Regions from separate parts of the Homo sapiens genome. Here region 1 is linked to region 2. A link is a contact called in ENCODE Hi-C data. All regions are on one chromosome and are shown on one strand. Each heading gives the region's core, a stretch centred on a gene start or an enhancer-like site at or near the end of the contact. The rest is flanking DNA. Distances are from core to core; before and after follow the strand shown. Region 1 holds the start of NOTCH1 (notch receptor 1). Region 2 holds the start of SURF1 (SURF1 cytochrome c oxidase assembly factor).

Region 1 (4,650 bases), core at 463-2,962, 3.2 Mb after region 2:
GGAAGGGGAGCAGCAGGGAACACGTCCTGCTTGAAGCAGGGTGGGGTGGCCTGATGTGCCGCCTGGACGCAGTGGGGGAAAAGCAGAGACAAAGTGGGCTACTCTCCAAAGCGTTGCCCCCCACCCTGGAGGCTCACTGAGGAGTCTGGCAGGGCAGGGCCCCCCATCCAGCCGCCGAGATTGCCTCTGTTCAAACCCGTTCTGCAAGGGGGCAGAGCTGGACGGGGGGAGGGGGGGTGGCCACACTCAGCTCCCGCCCGTGGGAAAATGCGACAGCTGCTCGCCCGCTACCCCGCCCGCCAACAAAGCGCCGGCCTCCGCCTCAGAATCAGAGCGGCCCATTGTGGAGTCGGGGCCGCCTCCAGGGGCACCGGGACAGCACCCTGGGGACGCGGCCCCGCCTCCGCCGACACCCAATACCTGCCTCCGCGGGCGCGCATCTCCAGGGCAGCCCCCATACACCCACAGGAGGGGGATGAAGGTCCCCCATTCGGAAGGAATTCGACCCCATCTCGAGAAGGGATCAATTACTCAAGCCCCTCCCTCCCCATCTTACCGGGGCTGAGAAACGGGGGAGGGGGGTGTGACACAGAGCCGCACTTTCTGGAAGAGGACAGATAATTCTCGCCTCCAACTCTCGGAGAAAGAGTGGATTAATCACTCGATTCCCCAGAGACCCCGCTCGCTGTGCGGCGGGGAGAAATGTAAGAGCCCCCCACCCGCGTCCCGCTCTCCGCCCCCAAGCTTTCCAAACTTCAACTCCGCAAAGCAAAAGGAAAGTTCAGTCCCCCCGGGCGCGGCGGCTTCTTACGCAACCCCTCCCCCAAACTGAGAGCCGGGCTGGGGGGCACCGGCGGGCGGGGCGACCGGGAGCCCGGGGACCCAGCCCGGCCGCGCGGGTCAGTGAAGGCGAACGCGGCGCCGCAGAGCCCACACTCCGCGCCCCAACATCCGCCCCGGCGTGGGCCAGAGGCGAAGAAGAAAGAAGATAAATGGCCCGGAGAAGCAACAGGAAACCAAAACCGACTCTATTCAAATCGAAAAATAGTAGGCAGCCCGCCCGCCCGGCCGACCGGCGGCAAGCCCCACGCGCGGCGGGTGAAGGGCGGGCCCGGAGTAGGGCCTCCGGGGCCCCAGCACCCCACACCGGCCTCCTAACTCGGCTCCAGGCACGGGCGGCGCGAGTCCGCCTCCACGGGGGGATCGAGGGGGAAGGTCGGTCCTCCCTGATCCCGGGACTCCAGAACCCCACGCCCCGGGCCGCCCGCTTTTCCCTCTCCATGCTGGCCTCCCCGCCGCCCGCTCCCAGCCGTGGGGCGCGCGCGCCGGGCGCCGCCAAAGTTTCCAAAGGGCGCGGAAAGTGGGGGCTCGCGGGTGGGTGGGCGCCTACCTCGTGCGGCGAGCGCGGGCAGCAGCGCCAGGCAGAGCAGGGGCGCCAGGAGCGGCGGCATGCCTCCCCACCGGCTGCCCTCTGCGCCCGGGCGGCGGCCTCCTGCGCTGGCCGGCGGGGCTGGGACGCACACGCGCGGCGTACGGTCCCGGGGCGGCGGCGGACGGTCCCGCCCTCTCTTCCCCGGCTGGCTGGCGGCGCTGTGCTCTCGCAGGCCCCCGGGCCCGGCTCCGCGCCCGGCTCGTTCCTTCGCTGCGCTCGCGCCCGCGCCCGCGCCCCGCGCCCCGCGCCCTTGCGCTCCCTCCCGCGGCCGAGGCACTAGTGAGGCTCAGAGTCGAGGTGCGCTCCGCCCCCGCCGGCCCCGCCCCGCCCGGCCCCACCCCCGCCGGTCCCCCCGCCCCCTCCGCGGCCACCTCCTCCCGCACGCCCCGTCCGCCTTTGCGCCTCCCCGAGCTGAGCCGCGCGTCCCGAGCCCAGCCTCTCCGGGGAGGAGGGACCCGGCGGCGCGGCGTGGGTCGGGAGCGGGCGCCTGGGACTACTTCTCGTTTGAAAGTTTTCAGAGGCCAAAAGTTTGAGCCGGGGCTGCGGAAGGATCCGGCTCTGGCGGTTGCCGCGCTCGGCGACAACTGGCGACTGAAATTTGCATGTGAATAAGCGGAGGAGCCCGGGGCGGAATGGGGAGGGCGAGGCCGCGGACAGCCGTGTGCACCGTGCGCTGGGCCGGGCGGGGAGCAGCTGAGGCCACGTTGGGGGACCCCGGGCCCGGGGCAGGGCTCTGGGAGAGTGGCCTAGCCGTGTGTGCGCCCCTAGCCCAGCGGCTTCACTCCCTCCCGAGGGCCCCGTGGCCGCGGCTTTAGGCGTCCAGAGGATCGATCGCCGCCAGACATCCCTGGCCGTGATTGCCCGAGCACTTGACCGCGAGGGATGGGGGCGCCGCGGCCTCTGGGCAGGGGACTCCGGGCGCCCCGAGGGAGCAGCCGGGACCAGTGCCTCGCGGACGGATTGTGCCCCGCTCCCCCAAGGGGGACCCGCGTCGACACGCTCCTCGGTCACCGTCCTCCTCCTGCCCGGGCGCCGCCTGCCTAAGGTGGCCCCAGAAAGCACAAACGGGTCGGGCGGATCTGCCGCTGGCGCCGGCGCAGCCCTTCCCACGTGCTCCTTCCGGCTGATTTATTTCTCCACCACGATGCCAGGCACGGGCACCCTGTGCCAAGCCTGGTTAAGCGCCAGGAGTCCAAAATGCCTGCCATAGTCCCTGCGCAAAGTTCACGGCCTCGTGCCAGGGACAGACAGCGCCCCCTCCCCACCCCAACACAGGGTGGTGAGTGCGATGGCAGAAGGCGCGTGTCCCGGCGCCCCTCCTGGAGTAGGAGGGCTAAGCCTGCCCTGCGGGGAGACCGAAAGGCTGGGAGGGACCTAGGACTGTGGGGGCCTGGGGGGAGGGCTGCAGAAACCCCAGAGCATGGTGGCAGAGGCAGGCACAGAAAGCAGGACAAATCTCACACCTGACCCCAGCAAGCCTTTCCTGGCACACCTCTTGCCAAATGCTGAGCACTCTGGAAACAGCCAGTGCAGGCGGCCTGTCCCGCCCCTGTAGCTGCTGCTGGGAGCCTCCCTCGCCTGCGTCCTCCCAGAATCTGGCCTCACTTCTGCAGGCCTGGGGTAACATCTTGGGGTCAGCGCCCCAGGAGAGGAGGCGCCTGGAGGCAGCAGAGATGTTTATGTAACAGCAGCCAGGCAGCCTGGAGGAGCAGATTTTCCATAGAAGGAAGCGCGGGGCTGTGCAGCTCCCAGGCTGAGGACTCTGCCCACCACGACGTCCTCTGCTCCTGGTGGGTGGGGGTGGGGTGGGGCATAGGGAGGCCCGAAGGCCTCAGGCCTGGTGCTGATCGGGTGCGGGTGCGACTGCCTGTGTGCCTCCATTGGCATCTCTGCCTGTGGGCCCCAGGCCAGAAGTAATGGCCCATGTAGCCCAGGCCCGGGGGCCAGTCCTCAGCATTTTGCGGAGGGGCGGCCTGGGAGGGGAGGAGGGGATCCCTGGATAGGGGGTCTCCCCTGGTCTGCCCCAGCTGTGCCGACAGCACCTCCACCTTGGGCCTCCATCCTCTACCAGCAGAGAAGAGAGTGGCCCATTCGGTGTCCACCCGTCAGGCCACCCAGCAGCCAGGCACGCTCATAAGCCCGCGTTACGGATGGTGCGGCCGGGTGCACAGGCCCGAGGGAAGCACAGGCCTCGGCCTCCCAGCTCCCAACCCCTGCACCACCCACAGCCGGGAGTACCCCATGGACAGCTGTGGCCGAGGAGAAGCCAGGGATGAGGGGGATGGGCCTCACCTCCCCACCAGCCTGGGAAGGGGGTAGGCCCCTGGCAAGTAGGTGAGAAGCTTTTTCATTCACAAGTTGTCCGGGCTCCCCATTCCTCTTTGTCAGGCCAGCGGGTGTGGGCAGTCGGGGGAGGCTGGGGTCCTGACACAACAGGAGTACATCTGCTGGCCTAGGGCCTGGAGACCTTCTCCTACAGGTCGGGAGGCAGCCCTGGGCAGCGGGCATTGCGGGGACTAAAGAGAAACAAGAGCAGGTTGTGTGCAGGGCACCCCAGCCACTCCAGAAACCCAATGGGAGGGTGGGGGCTAGGACCCCAAGAAGCTGAATTGGGGTGCAGTGCCGCCAGGCCTCCCCTGTAGGAGTCACTTTGGGCTTCCTGTCCCAACTTGTGGTGGGAGCTGGGGCAAGGTTCCAGGGGTACCCCGAATGAATGGGGCTGTTCCCAAGCTGGCCAGGGAGCCTGGAAGCAGATGAGATGGGGCCGCAGAGCCTGGTTTGCGGAGGGGAGAGGCAGACGTGTCCTGCAGCCCTCTCTTCTTCAGAGGCCCCCTGCGGGTGCTGAGGGGAGAGTGGCTTAGGCGTTGCACCCCAGGAGACTGAACTGGGTCAGTTCCCCCTTGTTTGCTGCCAGAGAAATGGGGGTACCATTGTCAGGGTGAGCTAAGGAGGCCCTGCTGACATTGGCCCAACCAGGCCCCTCCTTTGCGGCTGCTGTGGGGACTTTCGAGAGCAGAGCACACCCCTAAGTGCGTGGAGAGGTAAGCACAGCTGGTGAGCACACGGGGACAGCGACGGAGCTCATGGAGACCCAGGTGACCTTAAAACACCCCAGGGCCGGCTCCGGCCCCAGAGAGATGTGGTCCGAGTAGAGGGGGGTCAGCAGTGACCTGGTGGGTGGGTGTATTTGAGGGGTGCCTGTGTTGAAAGCTCTGCAG
Region 2 (4,960 bases), core at 280-2,779:
CTGGAGAGTTTCACAACACTGACATGGAGCCAGAAGCCCTCGAACACAGACCTGGAGCAGCCCGTTCCAAGACAGACTCCAGTACTGCCAATCAAAACCTGCTGCCTAGAGCCAACTAGCAGCACCTGTATCCAGCCCAGCTCCTAACCCGGTGCCCAGAACAAGGCACACACAGTACGTCTGCCAAGTGAGTAAGTGGGATCTAGGGCTCAGTGCCGGTTTGACCACCAACCACGACCCTGAGTAACTCATGCCTTTTTACTCAAGAATCTAGATGTATTCCACTGCACTAAGATGCACCATTCATCCATTCAAAATGCATTTAATAAGCAGCTACAGTTGGCCGGGCACGGTGGCTCACGCCTGTAATCCCAGCACTTTGGGAGGCCAAGGCGGGCGGATCACGAGATCAGGAGTTCGAGACCAGCCTGACCAACATGCAGAAACCCCATCTCTACAAAAAAATGCAAAAATTAGCTGAGCACGATGGTGCTTCTGTAATCCCAGCTACTCGGGAGGCTGAGGCAGGAGAATCGCTTGAACCTGGGAGGAGGTGGTTGCTGTAAGCCGAGATTGCGCCACTGCACTCCAGCCTGGGCAACAAGAGCGAAACTGTCTCAAAAAATAAAAAATAAGCAGCTACAGTTACTAAGTAGCTTAGTCAGGCACTAGTGGTTGTTGTGTTATGTAGAAAAATATATCAATTCAGTAATGGCTCACAGAGCTCTCTTAACAGCTTTCCATTTTTACAACTCATCGTAAATGTAAAGAGGGAAGAATGTACACAGAAAGTGCCTTTAAGCTCTCAGAGGATGAGTTCCATCCGCTGAAAAGCACCAGGGGCCTTGCGGATACTATTTTTTTTTTTTTTTTTATAAAAAGGCAGGCCTGGGGCAGGCTTGCACAGCACTCTACACACGGCAAAACAGCCCTGTGCTGCACACTGAGAGGAACACGTAAGCCGCGGTGGTTAGATACGCTTTACTTTCAGAGCCCTGGGCTTTCAGCCTGGGCTGGCCACCCATTAGCTGGATGGGACGTTCGGAAGTAACTCTCGAGCCTTCTCTGTAACAGGGGAACGACCAAGGAGCTACCTCTCGCGTTGTGAGGACAAAGCGCTCGCTACATGCCCGGCACACGACCACAATTCCACTGAAAGCATTTTAATACGGAACTTGTCACTCCCAGGGAGCCTCCGCTCAGCCGGCAGTTGGTTCATTTCAATCCCCACGACAACCCTTCAAAGTGCAGGGCAGACAGCAGGTGGCTCTGCCCAGGCGCCTGGATCACAGCCCGGCCTGCAGCCCTCACCTGGGCGCGGGGAGACCCTGAGGACGCTCCTCCAGGCGGCGCTGGCCGGGGCCTGCGGACACGGACGGGCGGGCTGAGCTCCGGGACCCCTCCCCGCGCCCCGCACCCCGCACCCCGCACCCGGCGCTCACCCGTCCCAGCCCCGCCGCCCGCAGCCCCAGCTGCAACGCAGCCACCGCCGCCATCGCACCCGGCCCCGCGGGCGCTTCCGGGACGCAGGAAGCATCTGCATCCGGGGCGCCGCTGAGTCCCGCCCAGAGCCCCGCCCCCGGCTCCAGGTTCTGCGAGCGGCTTCCGCCGGGCTGCTCCGCGGGCGCGTCGGCCATGAGCGAGTTGCCGGGCGACGTGCGGGCGTTTCTGCGGGAGCACCCGAGCCTGCGGCTCCAGACGGACGCCCGCAAGGTTCGCAGCGCGGGAGGGGAACGGAGTGGCGGAGAAGGGCGCAGTTGGGATGAGGGGCTGAGGGGAGGGCAGGGGAGAGGAGAGGGCAGGGGAGAGGGGAGAGGGGAGAGCAGGAGAGAGGGGAGGGCAGGGGAGAGGGCGCGGCGGGATCAGGGGAGGAGAGGGAAGGGGGCGCGGCAGGAGGGGGCACCAGGGAGCGGAGCCCTGGCCCTCCTGACGTCCTGCCCGCCCACGCGTCCGCAGGTGAGGTGCATCCTGACAGGTCACGAGCTGCCCTGCCGCCTGCCGGAGCTCCAGGTCTACACCCGCGGCAAAAAGTACCAGCGGCTGGTCCGCGCCTCCCCGGCCTTCGACTATGCAGAGTTCGAGCCGCACATCGTGCCCAGCACCAAGAACCCGTAGGTGGTCCGCGGCGGCGCGGGGAGGCCCAGGGCAATTAGGACAGCCCCTCCGCTGGACTCCGCCAGTGCTGCAGCCCCTACTCTTTCAGAGTTGGGAGCCCTGGGACCCAGGTGGGCGCCCGGGTGCTGGAATCACCTGCGGTCCCAGCGGCGAGGCCTCTTGGTGAGCTCGTTTGCTCACCTGAGGTTTGTCCTGTGGGGTGTGGCTGCTTCCCAGATGAGTAGAGGCTTGTGATTTGTCACCTGAGGTTGTGAACAGCGTTGGGTTCTTCCCTTAACCCCAGAAGGGGTCTTTGATTTAGCTGGGAGCTAGGCTTTGTAATAATCGTCAAAACAGAGATAGGATGTTTCCATTCATTGAGCCCTTGCTCCAGGTGGAGCCATCCTCTTGCATGAACTCATCCTGGAGCAGTCAGTGAGGCTGCCATGCGTGCTTTTCCGGTAAACATTAAGAGGCTGCAGTCGGCCTGGGTCAGACGGTTCCCCACCCAGCTTCAGAGTGGAATTGCTCCGGGAGCCTTTAAAAGCCCGATGTCCAAGCCGCATGGTAGACTGTCCAGGGATGAGTCCAAGACACAGCCACCAGTCTGAATCCTTGCTGTGAACTGTCCCTACAAATTTGGTCTCTCTGCTCTGTAGGCACCAGTTGTTCTGCAAACTCACCCTGCGGCACATCAACAAGTGCCCAGAACACGTGCTGAGGCACACCCAGGGCCGGCGGTACCAGCGAGCTCTGTGTAAATGTAAGTCCCAGTGGACCCCCATCAGTGCATCGCCATCTGAGTGCATGCCCGCCTTGCCCCAGATGGAGCGTGCTTGAAGGCAGGTCGTCCTTCAGCGATCCGTGTTGATGCATCAGGCCTGTTTTTTGGCACAGTGAAGAGAGGGATGATGGCCCCTGACCCCACAGCTTTTAGTGCAGGCAGGCACAGAGCCAGAAGCAGGCTCGGGAGTGAGTGAGTGTGCGTGGCAATGCGAGGTGTGAAAGAAACTGGGCGAGGGATGTGGGGTGGGCTTGCGGAGACAGGAGGGCTGGGGAGACTCGCTGAGGGATTCGCTCGAGGCTGAGGCTGGAGGGATGTGGTGGCAGTGGGGTCGGGGGAACAGCACCCCAGGGAGAAGCCAGGGTCCATGGAAGTCTGAGGCAAAAATGTGTTGGCTGAGGTAGGCTCCAAAGGACTGGCTGGGCTAGTGTGCACAGCCCGGATGACCCAGAGACCAGGCCAGGAGCACTGCAGTGGGTGTGTGGAGAGGGTTGGGTGGGGGCTGCATGGACAGTGTGCATGGTTGAGAAGGGAGGACTCCTTGACTGCGGTCATCCAGGAAAAGACGGTGGGTTTTGGGGGGAGAATTCAGAGTCCCTTTGAAGGTTTTAAGCTTGAGCTGTATTAGGAAAGGTGTGTATTAGGGAAGTATCGGGCTTTTGAAACAGGGACACCCGTGCTGGATGAAGGAGATGGTTGCACCGTGGATCTGGGTGAGCACCCGGCGAGAGTTTAGAGAAGGGAGAGAGGCCTGGTCCTGAGCCCCAGGAAGAGGCTGGAAGTCCTCCCGTGGTACTGAAGGGAAGATGAGGACAGAAAAATGATAGATTTGATAACACAGAGGCCCCTGGCAACCTTGGTGAGGCACCTGAAGCTTGGCAGGGACACCTGGCTAGAGTGGAGCGTAGGCTGCAGCCCATGAGGGCAGTGTCCGGCCTTAGGCAGGTGCTGGGTCACCAGAAAGCCTTTCTGGAGTCCAGCTAAGGAGGGAAATGGACAGAGGCTGGAGCGGACAGATTCAGGTTGGTTTGCGGATGGGAAGATGCGTCTACGGGCTTCTGATGAGTGCGGAGAGGCAGTCCAGCCCTCCCGAAGCATGAGTGTGGATTGAGAAGGCAGGACCAGGGTTTCTCAAGTAGAAGGCGGGCACCTTGCAGAGGCCTTGCAGGCACAAGGGCTGCCAGCCTGAGGCTTGGACTTTTTCCAGCCAGTGTGTTAGCTGCTCAGGGGTGGGCAGGAAGGCTCTAAGTGCAGGGGGCCACGGGGTTCCCATGAAGAATGGTTATGATGGTGGACTGTGGAGCTGAGATGGGACTGGGGCGCCGAGGTCACTGCAAGGCAGTGGTCCAGGGAAGTCCAAACGTGGCTGTAAGGGGGCTCTGCCTTCACGTTCTGGTGGTGACAAGGCTGCTGCATGGCCATGGGGGTGGGTGGCAGAGACAAGGAGGGAAACAGCCCTGGAGATGGGCCGCCACATCAATGGCCAGGGCCCAGCAGGGCTCATGCAGCCCATGAGGGATGATGATGGTAGCTGCGCTGGGCTGGAGGGCAAGCCCCAGCAGACCCTCCAATATACAAGGGGACAACGGTGGTGACTCCAGTGAGGTCTTTCCATGGAAGCCTTGTCCCAACTCCCTTCTCACCCACTAAGGGGCAGCAAAGGCCAGGCAGCCAACCTCCACTGAGCCCCGCCCTCCGGGACGGGGTCTCCCATGTGCTGAGGGAGGACTTCAGGCTGCTGGGGAGAGGGTGGCATCACTGCCAGCCCGAGTTGCCTTTGAGAGGCCATGCCAAGCTCACTGGGGCACAGTTGGCCTTGGGCCTGGTCAGTGCCCTCCTAGCCGTGGCTTCCTAGGCCTGGCTAGATCGGGGATGAGTGGTAAAGGCCCCGTAGACCTCTACCATCTTCTTGCCTCCTGGCTGCAGCCCTGGCCCACCACCCTCCCTGCACACCTGGTAGGAACAGAGCTGAGGCACCCAGCAGCTGCTCTGGTTTTTGTCCAGGGCGGTGGGGCTGTGGGGCCCTGGCCGAGTGCAGTCCTCATAAGTTAGCTGTGGCCCAGAGGACCGTGGGGGGTGTGG

What was found. A loop is a pair of places that touch in the nucleus more often than their neighbours do. Pooled maps may share reads with other maps.
Region 1: a loop to region 2 is called in a map of CD8-positive, alpha-beta T cell, with 30 times the contacts of the local background. The contact joins the promoter of NOTCH1 here to the promoter of SURF1 in region 2. A Hi-C loop is called at or near these places in 1 of 168 maps with a recorded cell type or tissue (CD8-positive, alpha-beta T cell), 1 of 37 single-sample maps with no recorded cell type and 5 of 50 pooled maps.

What each region holds. Positions count from the first base shown.
Region 1 is chr9:136,544,336-136,548,985 of GRCh38, forward strand. NOTCH1 (notch receptor 1) reads right to left here and starts at 1,713. Exons shown (of 34, transcript NM_017617.5): 1 at 1,391-1,713. The coding sequence starts at 1,451. It overlaps MIR4674 (microRNA 4674), which reads right to left and starts at 1,924; the gene lies at 1,838-1,924. It overlaps NALT1 (NOTCH1 associated lncRNA in T cell acute lymphoblastic leukemia 1), which reads left to right and starts at 3,507. Exons shown (of 3, transcript NR_121577.1): 1 at 3,507-3,766. RefSeq lists enhancers at 548-597, 2,570-3,481 and silencers at 828-877, 1,098-1,357, 1,378-1,937, 2,278-2,377.
Region 2 is chr9:133,354,958-133,359,917 of GRCh38, forward strand. It overlaps SURF1 (SURF1 cytochrome c oxidase assembly factor), which reads right to left and starts at 1,530. Exons shown (of 9, transcript NM_003172.4): 1 at 1,443-1,530; 2 at 1,312-1,363. The coding sequence starts at 1,496. It overlaps SURF2 (surfeit 2), which reads left to right and starts at 1,593. Exons shown (of 6, transcript NM_017503.5): 1 at 1,593-1,713; 2 at 1,957-2,111; 3 at 2,754-2,857. The coding sequence starts at 1,636. RefSeq lists silencers at 1,332-1,451, 1,692-1,761.